Regions from separate parts of the Homo sapiens genome. Here region 2 is linked to region 1. A link is a loop called in an ENCODE intact Hi-C map of the cell type or tissue named here. Cell type or tissue: Calu3. All regions are shown on one strand. Region 1 overlaps PKD1L3 (polycystin 1 like 3, transient receptor potential channel interacting). Region 2 overlaps AP1G1 (adaptor related protein complex 1 subunit gamma 1).

Region 1 (8,000 bases):
GTTAAACATACACTGACCATGTGACCCAGAAATCACACTCATAGGTATTTACCCAAGATAAACAAAAACATGTGTCCACTGCAAGACCTGTACACATATATTCATAGCAGCTTTATTAGTAGCCCAAAACAGAAAACATCACAAATGTCTATTGAATGAATAAACAAATGTTAGTGTATTGATTCAATGTAATACTACTCAACGAAAAGGAAACGATTGTTACATATGACTACGTGGATGAATTTTTTTAAATTATGCTTAGTGAAAGAAGCTGTACATAAAGAATGTATAGGCCAGACACAGTGGCTCACACCTCTAATCTCAGCACTTTGGGGGGCCAAGGTGGTTAGATCACTTGAGGTCAGGAGTTTGAGACCAGCCTGGGCAACATGGTGAAATTCTGTCTCTACAAAAAAATACAAAAATTAGCTGGGCGTGATGGCTCATGCCTGTACTCCCAGCTACTTGGGGGGCTGAGGCGGGAGAATCACTTGAGCCCAAGAGGTGGAGGTTGCAGTGAGCCAAGATCGCACCGCTGCACTCCAGCCTGGGCAACAGAGCAAGATCCTGCCTCAAAAAAAAAAAAAAATACATATATATAGAGAGAGAGCATATGATTCCACACACATAAAATTCCATAAAAGGCTAACTATTCTATAAAGACAGAGGACAGCAGATCATTGTTCTCCTAAGGCCAGGAATGAGGGGGCAGGAGGTGACTGGAAGGAGGGATAGGGAGCTTTTGGGGGTGATATTTTGATGGTGCTGGTGTATAAACGTTTGTCAAAATACATTGAATTGGCCAGGCATGGTGTCTCATGCCTGTGATCCCAGCACTTTGGGAGGCCAGGGCGGGCAGATCACGAGGTCAGGAGATCGAGACCATCCTGGCTATAACACAGTGAAACCCCATCTCTACTAAAAATACAAAAACTAGCCGGGCGTGGTGGCTCCTTCCTGTAGTCCCAGCTACTTGGGAGGCTGAGGCAGGAGAATTGCTTGAACCTGGGAGGTGGAGGTTGCAGTGAGCCAAGATCACACCACTGCACTCCAGCCTGTGCAAGAGAGTGAAACTCTGTCTCAAAAAAAAAAAAAAAAAAAAAAAAAAAAAAAAAAAAAAAAAAAAAAAGATTTTGACGAGAGAAATTTAAGTGGTTTCATGACAAACACAGACCCTTGGGGAAAATAGCATCATTACAGTAAAGGAGGAGGTTTGCCGAATAGTTGTGAGGTGAAATCAAACAGGTTGAATAATCAGGTGTCCCAGAGGACAGGGGTGTGAACGGCTGAAGTTAGCAGAGAAATTAGTGATAAAACACTGGTTGGGAAAAGGATGAGCTCTCAGGGCCTATGGCTCTGTGAAGTGGAGATGAGGCCTGTGAAGCGGAGATGAGACTAAGTAGAGTGAGAAGTCATTAATGTAAATGATAAAGACTACAACCCATTTATGCCCCCTGATGATGAAAGGCAGATGGGATATTTGAAAAGGTGGCAAGCCACTGTCACATATGGGACAGAGAAAGGTTATAAAATGTGTAGATACATACTTATCTATTCATAGGTGAGAAAGGTTTGCAGTCTGGTGTCTGGTACATGAACTCCCTTAGAAGTTGGGAAGGGAAAGATAAGATCTACTCTCTTTTCTTTTTGTTTTTTTTGACAGAGTCTCATTCTGTCACCCAAGCTAGAATGCAGTGGTGCAATTTCAACTCACTGCAGCCTTGACCTCCCGGGCTCAAACAATCCTTCCACCTCAGCCTTTCAAGTAGCTCAGGACTACAGGTGCACACCACCACGCCCAGCTAATTTTTATATATTTTGTAGAGTTGGGATTTTGCGACGTTGCCCAAGCTGTGCTCAAATGCCTGAGCTCAAGCAATCCACCTGCCTCAGCCTCACGCAGTGCTGGGATTGTAGGTGTGCATCACCATGTCTGGCCTCAACTTTCTTTCCTTTCCTTAGTTCTTGCCTTGCAATGAAACAGTTCATTTACTTGGACAGTTTACTAATGGTCTGAGATTACGTCTTACTACAGACAACTGATTCAAGCCCATCTCCCTAATGTGGTTATCTTCATTTTACTATAGGTATGTCAGCCAGGTAATTGTCTGTGACATGGCAGTTAAGAGGAAGTGGCATTTCCTGTGCAATTGCTGGCTGGCTGTGGACCTCGGAGACTGTGAGCTTGACCGGGTCTTCATCCCAGTTTCAAAGAGAGAGCTCTTTTCCTTTAGGTACTGTTGGAAAATTACTATTAACAGTGAATATTGATGTTCACTATTAATTGAATTGTTCACGATTGAATTGTTTTTAATGCAAATTAACATTTTATTAATGTATTATTTCAAACATACATAAGCATTACTGTTGTGGTTGTAACTGGTGTAACCATTACCTTAAAAATCAGAAGGAAGACAAAAAGAGATTCGAAGTATAAAAATTATAAATATTGCCCTTATTTTCTGAAACTGTTTACCTAGAGAATCATTTATAAATTTACTAAGATATCTAGGAATAAAAGAATCACTCAGATCAATGGAATATAAAAAGGATACCACTACTTCGATGATACAAATATTTATGAGAACAAAATATAAAAATAAAGGAAAGTATTAGAGGGCTGTAGCCTTCAACTGACTTTCAAAGACACTAGTAAACTGGCCAGGCACCGTGACTCATGTTTGCAATCCCTGCACTTTGGGAGGCTGAGGCAGGCAGATCACTTGAGGTCAGGAGTTCAAGACCAGCCTAGCCAACATAGCAAGACCTACTAAAAATACAAAAATTAGCCAGGCGTGGTGGTGCACACCTGTGATCCCAGCTACTCGGGAGGCTAAGGTAGGAGAACTGCTTGAACCTGGGAGGCAGAGGTTGCAGTGAGCCAAGATTGCCACTGCACTCCAGCCTGGGCAACGGAGCGAAACTCCATCTCAAAAAATGCAAAGATGTTAGTAAACCAAAATAATTAAAGCAATGTACTGGTGAATTCACAGACCAGGAGAACGGTATAATATACGTATCAACTTCTGTATCTTTCTAGGTATCCATGTATCTTTCTATGTCTCCTGAATGCTAAAGATGAGAATATTCCTAGGAGAATATACCTCTGCTATCTGACCTCCTTCTTACCTTCAGCTTTCTGGTTCAATATTACGGCTCTCGGCTTTTTCCTCATGGGAACAAGATGATTGCAAGAGGCCCACACACCATGTCCTAGCCGGGCATGGTGGCTCACACCTGTAATCCCAGCACTTTGGGAGGCCGAGGTGGACAAATCACTTGAGGCCAGGAGTTTGAGACCAGCCTGGCCAACATAGCAAAACCCCATCTCTACCAAAGTACAAAAATTAGCCAGACTTGGTAGCATGAGACTGTAGTCCCAGCTACTTGGAAGGCTGAATCAGAAGAGTGGCTTGAACCCAGGAAGCGGAAGTTGCAGTGAGCCGAGATACAGCCACTGTGCTCCAGCCTCAGTGGCTCTATCAACCAAACACCACGTCCTTACATTAAAATGCCTAAAGGCAAAAAAACATGGAACTGTTTCTTCTGGTACTTGACTCCCAGAACAAACAAGAAATGTGTATTTCTTTGTTAAGATCTGCTCCAATTACAATTGCGGCATATAAGAAATTACTCCCAAAACTGAGTGGATTAAAACAACCATGTTACTTTTCTCCTGGTTTTGTGGGTCAGAAATTCAGTGAGGCCATGGCTGGGGAGTTTTCCCTTGGGATCTTTCATCCTGGCTGGGTCTGTTACTCATCTGTAAGCTCCTCTGTGTTAGATTTCCAAAAATGATTCGCTCACAAGGTCAGCAGGGGGCGCTGGCTGTCAACTGAGAGCTCATCTGTGGCTGTCAACAAAGCACCTATGTATGGCTTCTGCGTGGCAACCTCAAGAGAGTGGCATTTTTCACAGGGGTGGCTGTCTCCCTCCAGAATGGGCAGTTCAACAGAACTAAGTAGGGGCTTTAGCCTTTTATGTCCTAACTTTGAAAATCAGATTCAAGGAGAAGGGCCAAGGTACGGTGTCTCACTCCTGTAATCCCAACATTTTGGGAGGCTGAGGTGGGCAGATCACCTGAAGTCAGGAGTTCGAGACCAGCCTGGCCAACATGGTAAAACCCCTTCTCTACCAAAAATACAAAAGTTAGCCATGCGCAGTGGTGCACGCCTGTAGTCCCAGCTACTGGGGAGGCTGAGGCAGGGAAGTTGAACCCGGGAGGTCAAGGCTGCAGTGAGCTGAGATCACGCCACTGCACTCCAGCCTGTGCGAAGGAGTGAAGACTCCATCTCAAAACAAAACAGAGAAAACAAATAAGTCTTGAAACTAAAAATCATGGACTCTCAGCAAGAAGTGGGAAAAAAAAAATGAGATCCTGTCTCTAAAAAACAAACCAAAAATATATGTTTTAAATTGTGTGTTGCTTGTGTATAGGAATAAACTGGTAGAAATTTTCTCTCCTTCACCAAAACTTAAGGGGTAGCGAATACTATTTCCCCTCCCTAGACCTGATACAGTTCTAGGTTTGTTTTGTTTTGATTTTTGAGATAGGGTCTCACTGTGTTTGCCAAGCTGGTCCCAAACACCTAGGCTCAAGCAGTCCTCCCACCTCAGCTTCCCGAGTAGCTAGGATTACAGGCATATACCATTGCATCCAAAGTTCTAGTATTTTTAAAACATATATAGACATATTTATTCAAACATACTCATTTTTGTTGCAGAAATGTGATTTTTTATCTGTTTAATCTCTGTGTTTCCAATAGAGGAAAGACTGTGAGTTTAATTCTCCTTCAGTTATGTAAGTTTTTACCGTATAGACATATTTTATATGTCTATTGGATGTTTATTAGGAGCATTTAAGTGTATGTTATTTCTTCTGGATACTTTTTTTTTTATTATATAGGTCTCCCTTTGATCCTGTTGACACTTTGTATCTTAAATTCCATTTTATATTAACTAAAGAAAGTTGACATACTGATATTATTTCTATTGTTTGTTCTTATCTTTTTACTTTCAGCCCTTTTTATGGTTTTGCTTAGAGTTATGTCTTGCAAGCAACATATAACTGGATGTTTAAAAAACCAGATCTAATAATCTCTTTTAATACATGAGTTTAATATGTTTACATTAACCATGATTACCAATCCATTTGGACTTAATTTACCATATTATTTTGCATTATTTGTTATAATCCATTCTCTTTCCTTTATCTACTTTCCACATTGTCAAATTGACAGGTTTTGTAGTTTTTTTTGGTTTTTTTTTTTTAAGGTTCTCTGCCTCTTGGTTTGTTGGTTGGTTGGTTGTTTCTTTCAGATGGGGTCTTGCTCTGTCACCCCAGCTGGAGTGCTGTGACATGGATCACAGCTCACTGTAGCCTCAACCTCGCCAGCCTCAGGTGATCCTCCCACCTCAGCTTCCTGAGTAGCTGGGACTACAGGTGTGTGCCACCATGCCTGGCTAATTTTAAAACTATTTTTGTAGAAACAGGGTCTCACCATGTTGCCCAAGCTAGTTCTTGAACTCCTGGGTTCAAGTGATCTGCATGTCTTGGTCTCCCAAAGTGCTAGGATTACAGGTGTGAGCCACCATGCCTGACCACTTCTTGTATTTTTAATCTTTGCTGGTTTAGAAACTATACATTGTATTTTTTCCTCTTTCTCCTCTTGTTTTTCCACTTCCTGCTTCTGTTCCTCTTCTTCCTCTTCTAATTCTTTTTATTGGTTACTTTTAATTTTTAACACACTTTTTCTCCATATTAATTTTCTAAGAATAACGTTTCTTCTGCCTGAACATGACAAAGAATTAGCAATGCTTTAACCGTTCTTGAGTAACCTCTCTCCCAATTCCCATGTTTTAAATTACTCTCTAGTGTTATGGTTTTACCATTTTGTTTTTAGATGCACAAAAAAGGTTTTTCCTTTCATATTTCACAGTTAATTAAATAATTAATATCAATTTCTCTGTTTATTCTAGTTTTCTGTATTCTTTGTTTTTTGTTTGTTTGTTTAGTTGGTTGGTTTTTGAGACGGATTTTTGCTCTTGTTGCCCAGGCTGGAGTACAATGGCACGATCTCAGCTCACCACAACCTCCACCTCCCAGGTTCAAGTGATTCTCCTGCCTCAGCCTCCTGAGCAGCTGGGATTACAGACATGCGCCACCATGCCCGACTAATTTTGTATTTTTAGTAGAGACAGGTTTCTCCATGTTGGTCGGGCTGGTCTCAAACTCCTGACCTCAGGTGATCCACCCACCTTGGCCTCCCAAAGTGCTGAGATTACAGGTGAGGGCCACCGTGCCCAGCCTAGTTTTCTGTATTCTTTTAGTGTCTTTTTTTTTTTTTTTTTTTTGAGACGGGAGTCTTGCTCTGTCATCCAGGCTGGAGTGCAGTGGTGCAATCTCAGCTTACTATAACCTCTGCCTCCCACGTTCAAGCAATTCTTTCTCAGCCTCCGGAGTAGCTGGGATTACAGGCACACGCTGCCATGCCTGGCTAATTTTTTGTATTTTATTAGAGACGGCGTTTCACTCTGTTGCCCAGGCTGGTCTCAAACTCCTGCGCTCAAGCAGTCCACCTGCCTCACCCTCCCAAAGTGCTAAGATTACAGGTGTGAGCCACCGTGCCCGACTTTTTTTTTTTTTTTTTTTTTTTTTGAGATAGAGTCTTGCTCTATCGCCTAGGCTGGAGTGCAGTGACATGATCTCGGCTCACTGCAACCTCCGCCTCCTGGATTCAAGTGATTCTCCTGCCTCAGCCTCCTGAGTAGCTGGGATTACAGGCGCCCACCACCACGCCTGGCTAATTTTTCTATTTTTAGTAGAGATGGGGTTTCACCATGTTGGCCAGGCTGGTCTCAAACTCCTGACCTCAGGGTGATCCACTCACCTCGGCCTCCCAAAATGCTGGGATTACAGGCATGAGCTACCACGTCCAGCCAGTTTTCTGTATTTCTTATCATTACTCTGGGCTTTTTTCTCCTTGTTGAAGTAGCTCTTTTAATAGTTCTAATGAGAAGTGTGTGTGTGTCCATCTTTTTTTTTTTTTTTTGAGACGGAGTCTCGCTCTGTCGCCCAGGCTGGAGTGCAGTGGCGGGATCTCGGCTCACTGCAAGCTCCGCCTCCCGGGTTCAAGCCATTCTCCTGCCTCAGCCTCCCAAGTAGCTGGGACTACAGGCGCCCGCCACTACGCCCAGCTAATTTTTTGTATTTTTAGTAGAGACGGGGTTTCACCGTTTTAGCCGGGATGGTCTCGATCTCCTGACCTCGTGATCCGCCCGCCTCGGCCTCCCAAAGTGCTGGGATTACAGGCGTGAGCCACCGCGCCCGGCCGTGTGTGTCCATCTTTACTCTTGACTCATAGTTAGCTATTTAAGTGGATAGAAATTTTTTGTTATTTTTCCCTTAACACTTTGAAGATTTTAATACATTGTCTTCTGCCTGTGGAGCAGTTCCTAAGCAGAAACATTGTGACAGCTATATGGCTGGCTAGCAACACTTCCACTTGGCTTGTAAGAAGACAGCACAGATGAATTTATCTTCTTAATTGACCCTTTAATAAAATGTCTTTGGCTCTAGTAATAATTCTTGTCTTGAAGTATATTTTGTCCTATATGAGTATAGCCACTCCAGCCCTTTTTTGATTGCTGTTTACATGGAATACCTTCTTCCATCTTTTTAGTCCAGTGGCTTGATCTTGGCTCACTGCAACCTCCTGGGTTCAAGCAATTGTCCTGCCTTAGCCTCCCGAGTAGCTAGAAATACAGGCATGTGCCACCATGCCTTGCTAATTTTTGTATTTTTTTAGAGATGGGGTTTCACCATGTTGGCCAGGCTGGTCTCGAACTCCTGACCTCAAATGATCCTCCCACCTTCTCCTCCCAAAGTGCTGGGATTACAGGTGTGAGCTACCACTACTGGCCCATCCTTTTAATTTCAATTCATTTGTGTCTTCATATCTAAATTATGTCTCTTGTAGACAGAATACAGTTGGATTAGG
Region 2 (8,000 bases), 190 kb after region 1:
AGAATGGCTTGAACCTGGGAGGCAGAGGTTGCAGTGAGCCGAGATCACACCATTGCACTCCAGCCTGGCCAACCAGAGCGAAACCCCGTCTCAAAAAAAAGAAAAGATTTAGGTAGTTTGATGAAACACATTTGTACTTTACTTTAGCCAGCTGGGGACTCTGGGTTAAAAACACTGCTTTTCTAGATTGTGGTAGCAAGTTTTAATTTCCTTCTTTTTTTTTTTCTTTTTTTGCAGTTGGAGTGCCTCAAGCTTATTGCCTCTCAAAAATTTACAGACAAACGCATTGGCTATTTAGGGGCAATGCTGCTGTTAGATGAAAGACAAGATGTCCATCTTCTCATGACCAACTGTATCAAGAAGTAAGTCTTACTTTTCTTTCTTCTAACAACTGTTAACTACTTTGTTCTTTTTTGTATTTTCTTTGAGACGGAGTCTTGCTCTTTTGCCCAGGCTGGAGTGAAGTGGCGTGATCTTGACTCACTGCATCCTCCTCCGCTGCCACCGTCCTCCCCCAACTGCCAGTCTGGTTGAAGTGATTCTCCTGCCTCAGCCTCCTGCGTAGCTGGGATTATAGGCACCTGCCACCACGCCTGGCTAATTTTTGTATTTTTAGTAGAGACGGGGTTTCACCATGTTGGCCAGGCTGGTCTCGAACTCCTGACCTCAGATTATCCATGCACCTCGGCTTCCCAAAGTACTAGGGTTACAGGCTTGAGCCACTGTGCCTGGCCTACTTTGTTCTGGTTTTTTTTTTTTTTTCTTTTTGAGACGGAGTCTCGCTCTGTTGCCCAGGCTGGACTGCAGTGGCGTGATCTCAGATCACGAGGTCAGGAGTTCAAGACCAGCCTGGCCAATGTGGTGAAACCCCGTTTCTACTAAAAATACAAAATACAAAAATTAATGGGACGTGGTGGCGTGCGCCTGTAGTCCCAGCTACTTGAGAGGCTGAGGCAGAAGAATCACTTGAACCTGGGTAGCTACTCAGCCTCCCAAGTAGCTGGGATTATAGGCGCCCGCCACCACGCTCGGCCAATTTTTACAGTTTTAGTGGAGATGAGGTTTCACCATGTTGGCCAGGCTGGTCTCGAACTCTTGACTTCAGGTGATCCACTTGCCTCGGCCTCTGAAAGTGCTAGGATTACAGGTGTGAACCACCCCTACCCTGCTGCCAAGTTTGCTGAGTTTTCTAAAGTGTGTGTCTGACATCCAGTAGATAACATGTTTTTCAACTTCCACTGCTTTGGTACCTGGAAACATTGGCTTGTAAGCCTATAGGAGGGACTGTCAGTCTGTTTACTATATTGATAATTTGTAATAAAGTTGGGATAAACATTTTCTGCAACAAATAATCCTATTGTTTTTGTTATTGGAGAAATCTTGAGTCATCCTGAACTAGTTTGAAATTGTGAAGCTGCTTCTTGGGGAGCACCAGGCTTGTTCCTACCTTCCTCTTTTCTTTTGCAGTGATCTTAATCATAGCACGCAATTCGTACAGGGGTTAGCACTTTGTACCCTCGGCTGCATGGGCTCCTCAGAGATGTGCAGAGATCTTGCAGGAGAGGTAGAGAAGCTCCTGAAAACCTCCAACTCTTACTTAAGAAAAAAGGTAACTTTTAATGAACCAAATGTCTGTTTGGATTAGGGAGTATTATGGAGATGAGAAGGCAGATTACTCATTTTTGAAAGATCTGATGATAATGTAAAGTCATTTTTTCTGTGTAGTAAATCTGTTTTACATGATTATATATTAACCTTAATTCCTCTTTTCTTAAGGAAATGATTTATAAACAAACAAATGTTACTGGATATATCCTAGGTGGCATACCAAATTCCTAAGTTATCTGATTCTAAACAGTATTACAGCAAGGTGATTATGAACAGATTTTTATGAATTTACTTTTGTCCTAATAATTAATACCCATATCTTTGTATTAGTGCCTTTGTGTCTCTGGAAGGGCAGTTCTATTGGGACCTAGATAATTATTAGGGAATGATGTAGAACCCACTTTCTGAATGGATTAGTAATAGAAGAGAATTATTCTTCTATCTGATTTTATTTGTTGATATAAGCATTTTATTGAGTTTTTAAAAATTGCTTGAACCCTACAACCTTTGAAAATGAAGTGTATGGAATTTAGAAGTCCAAGAAATGAACATAAACTGTGATCTGTTTGGCATTTACTGTGCCTCTCTATTAATGGTTTGGGAAAGAGGCATTGAAAAGGCCAAGCCATTTCCCAGGATGATATGCAGTTAATGATGGCTGCAAACAAAGTTAAATTATTTTCTTAATTTGTAAGCTGGTCCTTTTTCTTAAAGAATATGTGAGCTACTCTTGTTCAGAAAGCTCATTGTCATATTAAAATGAAACATTCCTGCAGGTTAGAAAAAAAAGATAGGCTGGGCATGGTGGCTCATGCCTGTAATCCCAGCACTTTGGGAGGCCAAGATGGGTGGATCACAAGGTCAGGAGATCAAGACCATCCTGGCTAACATGGTGAAACCCCGTCTCTACTAAAAATACAAAAAAAATTAGCCGGGCGTGGTGGCGGGCGCCTGTAGTCCCTCACCTGGAGGCTGAGGCAGGAGAATGATGTGAACCCAGGAGGCGGAGCTTGCAGTGAGCCGACATTGCGCCATTGTACTCTAGCCTGGGCGACTGAGCGAGACTCCGTCTCAAAAAAAAAAGAAAAGAAAAGAAAAAAAGATATTTTTTCCTCCCAAATATAACATGGATGGAATTAGCAGAAATTTTTTTTGTTAATATATCTAAACTTTTATGGTATTTGACTCAAACATATAGTAGTTATAGTTACTTTGGGGGATATACAAAAATCAGTGTTTAAATGTACTTTTATTTTCCAGTGAACAAGCTAGTAAAACCATCTTTTCTTTAGTAGAGACTAAGTATTTTTCAAATGATTTTCTTGATGTCAGTAGAGTCATTTGAGGGCCACATAGATACTATTAAACATAACAGTAGATTTATAGCATTTACAGTATATATCTTTCAGTTGTGTGATGTTTTTATAGGCTGTTAGTCATCTTACTCAGAGGTATGATTATCACAGATTGAGATTGTTATCTATTTTTACTTCCTTAAAACTCCACATAAATTATGTTTAACTTTTTGATAAATTCATATTAACCATACATAGTCTAATGTAGAAAGTTTTTGCCTACTTGTCTAGCAATATATGAACAAAGGGAGAGGTGAACTAGAAGATCTCTTTAATATAATAGTATAAACTGGAACTCCCCAACCAGTTAATAAATAATTTTCTCTCCTCTTAATTTTTTTTAAATAGAGGCAGGTTCTTACTGTGTTGCCCAGGCTGTTCTCAAACTCCTGGGCTCAAGTGATTCTCCTGCCTTGGGGCTCCCAAAGTGCTGGATTATAGGAGTGGGCTATCACTGTGTCGAGCCATAAATCTAATATCTAACCTCTTCCTTCTTTATTTTTCTAGTAGATGAACTAGTTGGTGAGATTTTTGTGTTGGTGGTTTTTTAATAAGATTGGTTGCCCTGGCATAATTGAAATAAACCTTTTGTTCTTTTATTTTTTTTTTCATAGGCAGCACTGTGTGCTGTTCATGTCATCAGGAAAGTTCCTGAACTTATGGAGATGTTTTTACCAGCAACAAAAAATTTATTGAATGAGAAGAACCATGGTAATGTAATTTGGATGTATTCATGAAGTATTGAGGGAGAAAGGGAAAGAGAAAAGGCTTAAGGCTATGTTAGTCCTGTGTCTCTCAGAACAGTGGAGTCGCGTTTCTGCTGTGCCTTAGACACTTTTCCAGGAAGGTCTGGTCTGACAAGTCTTTCCACTCACATATCCTAGTTTTATATTAAGAGATTGATTCCTTCATAGTAAACTTATCTTTCATCTCTGGTCCTCTTTTACTTTATTAAAAATATTAAGTTGTTAATATTTAGTGTAATATACAAATGAGCCTACCCATAATTTTCATGTGTAAAATCCTTTGATTTCTTGCCTATTTTACAATAAAAGAAAAAATTCCATTATCATGTGGTAGGAGTATAAGATTTGTGCGGCTGGGCGTGGTAGCTCATGCCTGTAATCCCAGCACTTTGGGAGGCCAAGGTGGGCAGATCATTTGAGCTCAGGACCAGCCTGGGCAACAAAGTCAGAACCCATCTCTGTAAAAAATACCAGAATTAGCTGGGTGTGATGGCACATGCCTGTGGTCCCAGCCACTCAGGAGGCTGAAGTGGGAGGATGGCTTGTACCTGGGAGGCAGAAGTTGCAATGAGCCAAGATTGTACCACTGCACTATAGCCTGGGCTACAGAGCCAGACCCTGCCAGACTCAAAAATTGTGAGAATTCTTTTGGGTTATTTCTGACAGAAGCTTGTATTAGGTACTCAGAATCTTTGTATAAAACAGAGGAATTAAATGGAATGTGACTGTTCTTTTCTCAAACATTTTATTTTTATTTGAAGTCAGTGAAATAAGTTCTGAATAAAGAAAATTCATGTGGCTTAAATGCTAAGAGGAAAAATTGTATGGTATATTTAATTTGACAAATTCAGTGCTGTGCCCAGAATGCTCAAAATATACTTGTTGAACAACTGAATTATTTGGAGCACGTATTTATTATTTAGTGAAAAGCATTGTGAGATTGTTTTTACTGACTCTGGAGCAGTTAAATTTACTTTGTCATCCAAAGTTTTCTCAGAGTTTTGATGCGTTTTATCTGGAAATGTAAAATCTTACTAAGATTTTTGCCTCTTGAATTATCTGTTAGTACTCAGATAATAGCTTACTGATTAAGTATAGAACAGATCATACCTAGCTTGCATTGTGTGTTTTTATGGATATTCTCAGATGGAGAGACATATGTATTGGTCGTCACTTTTTCATAATTATTTTGATCACATAATTGTTGAAAACATTCCGATTTTACCAACTTGGCCAGTTTTAAATCAGGCATCTATTAAGTTCTTCCTTTGTATTCACTTCAATGCTTAGATGCTTTGGGGGATTAAAAAGCAAAAGTAGCAACTATCCTTTTGGAATTGACCTTCAGGAACTCAAAGTCCTGTTCTATAAAATTGAATAATAGGCCTCATTTTTAGTTTTCCTTTGATCTTTTCTTTCAGGTGTCCTCCACACATCTGTAGTCCTCCTCACAGAAATGTGTGAGCGAAGCCCAGACATGCTTGCGCATTTCAGAAAGGTAGGTGCCATTCTGTATGCCTAAGCCTTTCTTGATTGAAAAATGATTTTCCTGAAAAGTACATGATTTTCTTCTTATTTTTTTTTGAAAGCAAGCTATGGATCTGAATAAGGGATTTAACTAGCCCTGCTATGCAATTGGCCTGGAAGCCAGATTTAGGCATATAAGTGAGAACTGGCACTAGTATTGTGTTTTCCCTTTCATAATAGAAGTCTTCTCTCATTGTTGGCAGACACACCAATCTCATGTGTTTTATCTACTGTTTTCACATTTGAGTCAAGAAACATGATCTGAGGTCAAATTAGAAATAGGAGTTTTGTGTGTGTTGTTTTTTTTTTTGAGATGTAGTTTTGCTCTTTTTGCCCAGGCTGGAGTGCAATGGCGTGATCTCAGCTCACTGCAACCTCCTCCTCCTGGGTTCAAGTGATTCTCCTGCCTCAGCCTTCCTTGTAGCTGGGATTACAGGTGCGCGCCACCATGCCCATCTAATTTTTGTATTTTTAGGAGAGTCGGGGTTTCACCATGTTGGCCAAGCTGGTCTTGAACTCCTGACCTCAGGTGATCAGCCCGCCTCAGCCTCCCAAAGTGCTGGGATTACAGGTGTGAGCCACTGCTCCTGGCCTGTTTTTTTTTTTTTTTTTTTTGTATTTTTTTTTTAAAGGCAGGAATTTCTTTTCTTTTCTTTTTTTTTTTTTTTTTTTTTTTGAGACAGAGTCTTGCTCTGTCGCCCATGCTGGAGTGCAGTGGCGCGATCTTGGCTCGCTGCAAGTTCCGCCTCCCGGGTTCATGCCATTCTCCTGCTGCCTCAGCCTCCCAAGTAGCTGGGACTGCAGGTGCCTGGCACCACGCCTGGCTAATTTTTTGTATTTTTAGTAGAGTCAGGGTTTCACTGTGTTAGCCAGGATGGTCTTGATCTCCTGACCTCGTGATCCACCCGCCTCAGCCTCCCAAAGTGCTGTGATTACAGGCGTGAGCCACCGCGCCCAGCTCTTTTCTATTTTTTTAAGGTTAAAACTAAAAATTTTTTTATTACTTTTACTCTACTGTTCGTTTTAGGACATTGACTCCTGTGATGGAAGTCTTAGTTCTCTTAAGTACTCCCTTCTCTCTTTTTTTTTTTTTGTGGCGGAGTCTGGCTCTGTCGCCCAGGCTGAGGTGCAGTGGTGCAATCTTGGCTCACTGCAACCTCCACCTCCTGGGTTCAAGTGATTCTCCTCCCTCAGCCTCCTGAGTAGCTGGGACTACAGGCGCCTGCCACCATGCCCGGCTAATTTTGTTTTGTATTTTTAGTAGAGATGGGGTTTCACCATGTTAGCCAGGCTGGTTCGAACTCTTGACCTCAGGTGATCCACCCGCCTCAGCCTCCTCAAGTGCTGGGATTACAGGCGTGAGCTACCGCGCCCGGCCTTTTTTTTTTTTTTTTTTTTTTTAAACTAGTATTTTAAACTGGACATTTCTGTTTCTCCACTTAATTTTAGACTCAGAAGAAGACTGTTCTTTGGGTAGTTACATGCATTGAACTTCTTTTATAGGATGCTGGTCATTCCATAAATAGAACTCACTTTGTACTTTAGATCTAGTAAGGCTCTAACAGGAGTTCTTTTTTGGCTTTTTTTCCCTTAGATGTTCATGTCTTGATTAAATTATTGTAATATAGTATGAGACCCGTATCTGTCCCTAATGCTTGCTTTGTATGTTTTGTTCCTGTTGTCTGTTTGGAATCCTGCTGTATGTTAGAATGAAAAGGTAAGAATTAACCCTCTTTTAGATGGTGCATGCTGGCATTAGGTCCTTAGTAGCTTTTGTGTATCGATCCACAAATGTGGCTTTTAAAATATACTAATGCTGAAGCTGTGCTTAATACTGTGAGTTATTGTTCTACCATCTTTGGCTAACTTCCTAGTCTAGTTTTTGTTTTGTCACTTAAACTCCTGACTCCAAAGTCAGCCTTGGATTTCAGTTGCAGCCTTTCCTGAGTTGTAAGCCTTCTTCTCTGCCTTTTCTTTATCTTTACTTGAGAAACTTTGAGCAGTTTCCCAGTGGCTTTGGTGATGGCAATTCCAGATTAGTCTGGAGCTTTGACACAAAATGCTGCTGCTTTTTGAAGTAGATATTTTAGAACCGCATGTGGGTAACCTCATACTTTAAAAAGCTCCGTATGTACTGCTGAGCTTTCAGTTCACACTTAGAGATTTTATTTCTCTCTTACCTGTACTTAATCTTACATAGAAGTTTTGGAATATTAAAAGGATTTTGAGGTAGAGTAGTGGGCACCAACTGATTTTCATGGCTGCAGCCTTTCCCTGTGTCATCTTATTTTGTTTGTCTTGTCATCAGTTTTAATAACTTGCATTTTTGTCTGAAAAATGAAACTGGGTTCCAAGAATTGTATGCTGAACATTTAGTCATTTGTGCTCTGTGTCCCAGGGTAATGTTATGTGATGTGCTGGCCTTTTTGGCAGTGGATAAAACAATTTCTGAATTTAGTAGCCCAAGGAAAAATGACTTTTCCAAGAAATAAACCAGATAAAAAATAACTAGGGTTATATCTAGTACAAAAAAAACAGACCATTGGGAAGTATGTAAGATAAGGTTGGTAACTACTTGGTCTTCATTTTATTACAAAAATATTGATTTAAAGTGGTTTTAAAAGGTATATTATTATCTCTAATATAACTTTGCCCATAGTTGACAGATTTAATGAATTTACAGATCTCCATGGCTTAGATTTGTCTTATTTGGAGTTGTCCAAAGTAGACTTTTGTTTAGGTGACTTATAAGTTACTTAATTCC

Evidence for each region. Hi-C counts contacts between places; a loop is a spot of excess contacts. Peaks named below come from ENCODE experiments on the same cell type or tissue, not always from the same donor. Only the 100,000 strongest peaks of a DNase experiment are listed, where the experiment ranks them.
Region 2: a loop joins it to region 1, with 2.1 times the contacts of the local background. A loop is called at or near these places in 10 of 110 quality-filtered maps.

Annotation. Positions count from the first base shown.
Region 1 is chr16:71,957,439-71,965,438 of GRCh38, reverse strand. It overlaps PKD1L3 (polycystin 1 like 3, transient receptor potential channel interacting), which reads left to right. Exons shown (of 30, transcript NM_181536.2): 16 at 2,088-2,234. Among named protein-coding and RNA genes, the nearest start is that of PKD1L3, 39 kb to the left of the region's middle. In Calu3, a CTCF peak has its summit at 3,825 (motif pointing right); a DNase peak (open chromatin) is centred at 3,838.
Region 2 is chr16:71,766,830-71,774,829 of GRCh38, reverse strand. It overlaps AP1G1 (adaptor related protein complex 1 subunit gamma 1), which reads left to right. Exons shown (of 23, transcript NM_001128.6): 3 at 238-362; 4 at 1,468-1,609; 5 at 3,578-3,674; 6 at 5,131-5,207. Among named protein-coding and RNA genes, the nearest start is that of SNORD71, 12 kb to the right of the region's middle. In Calu3, no CTCF peak of the experiment used is centred here; a DNase peak (open chromatin) is centred at 3,793.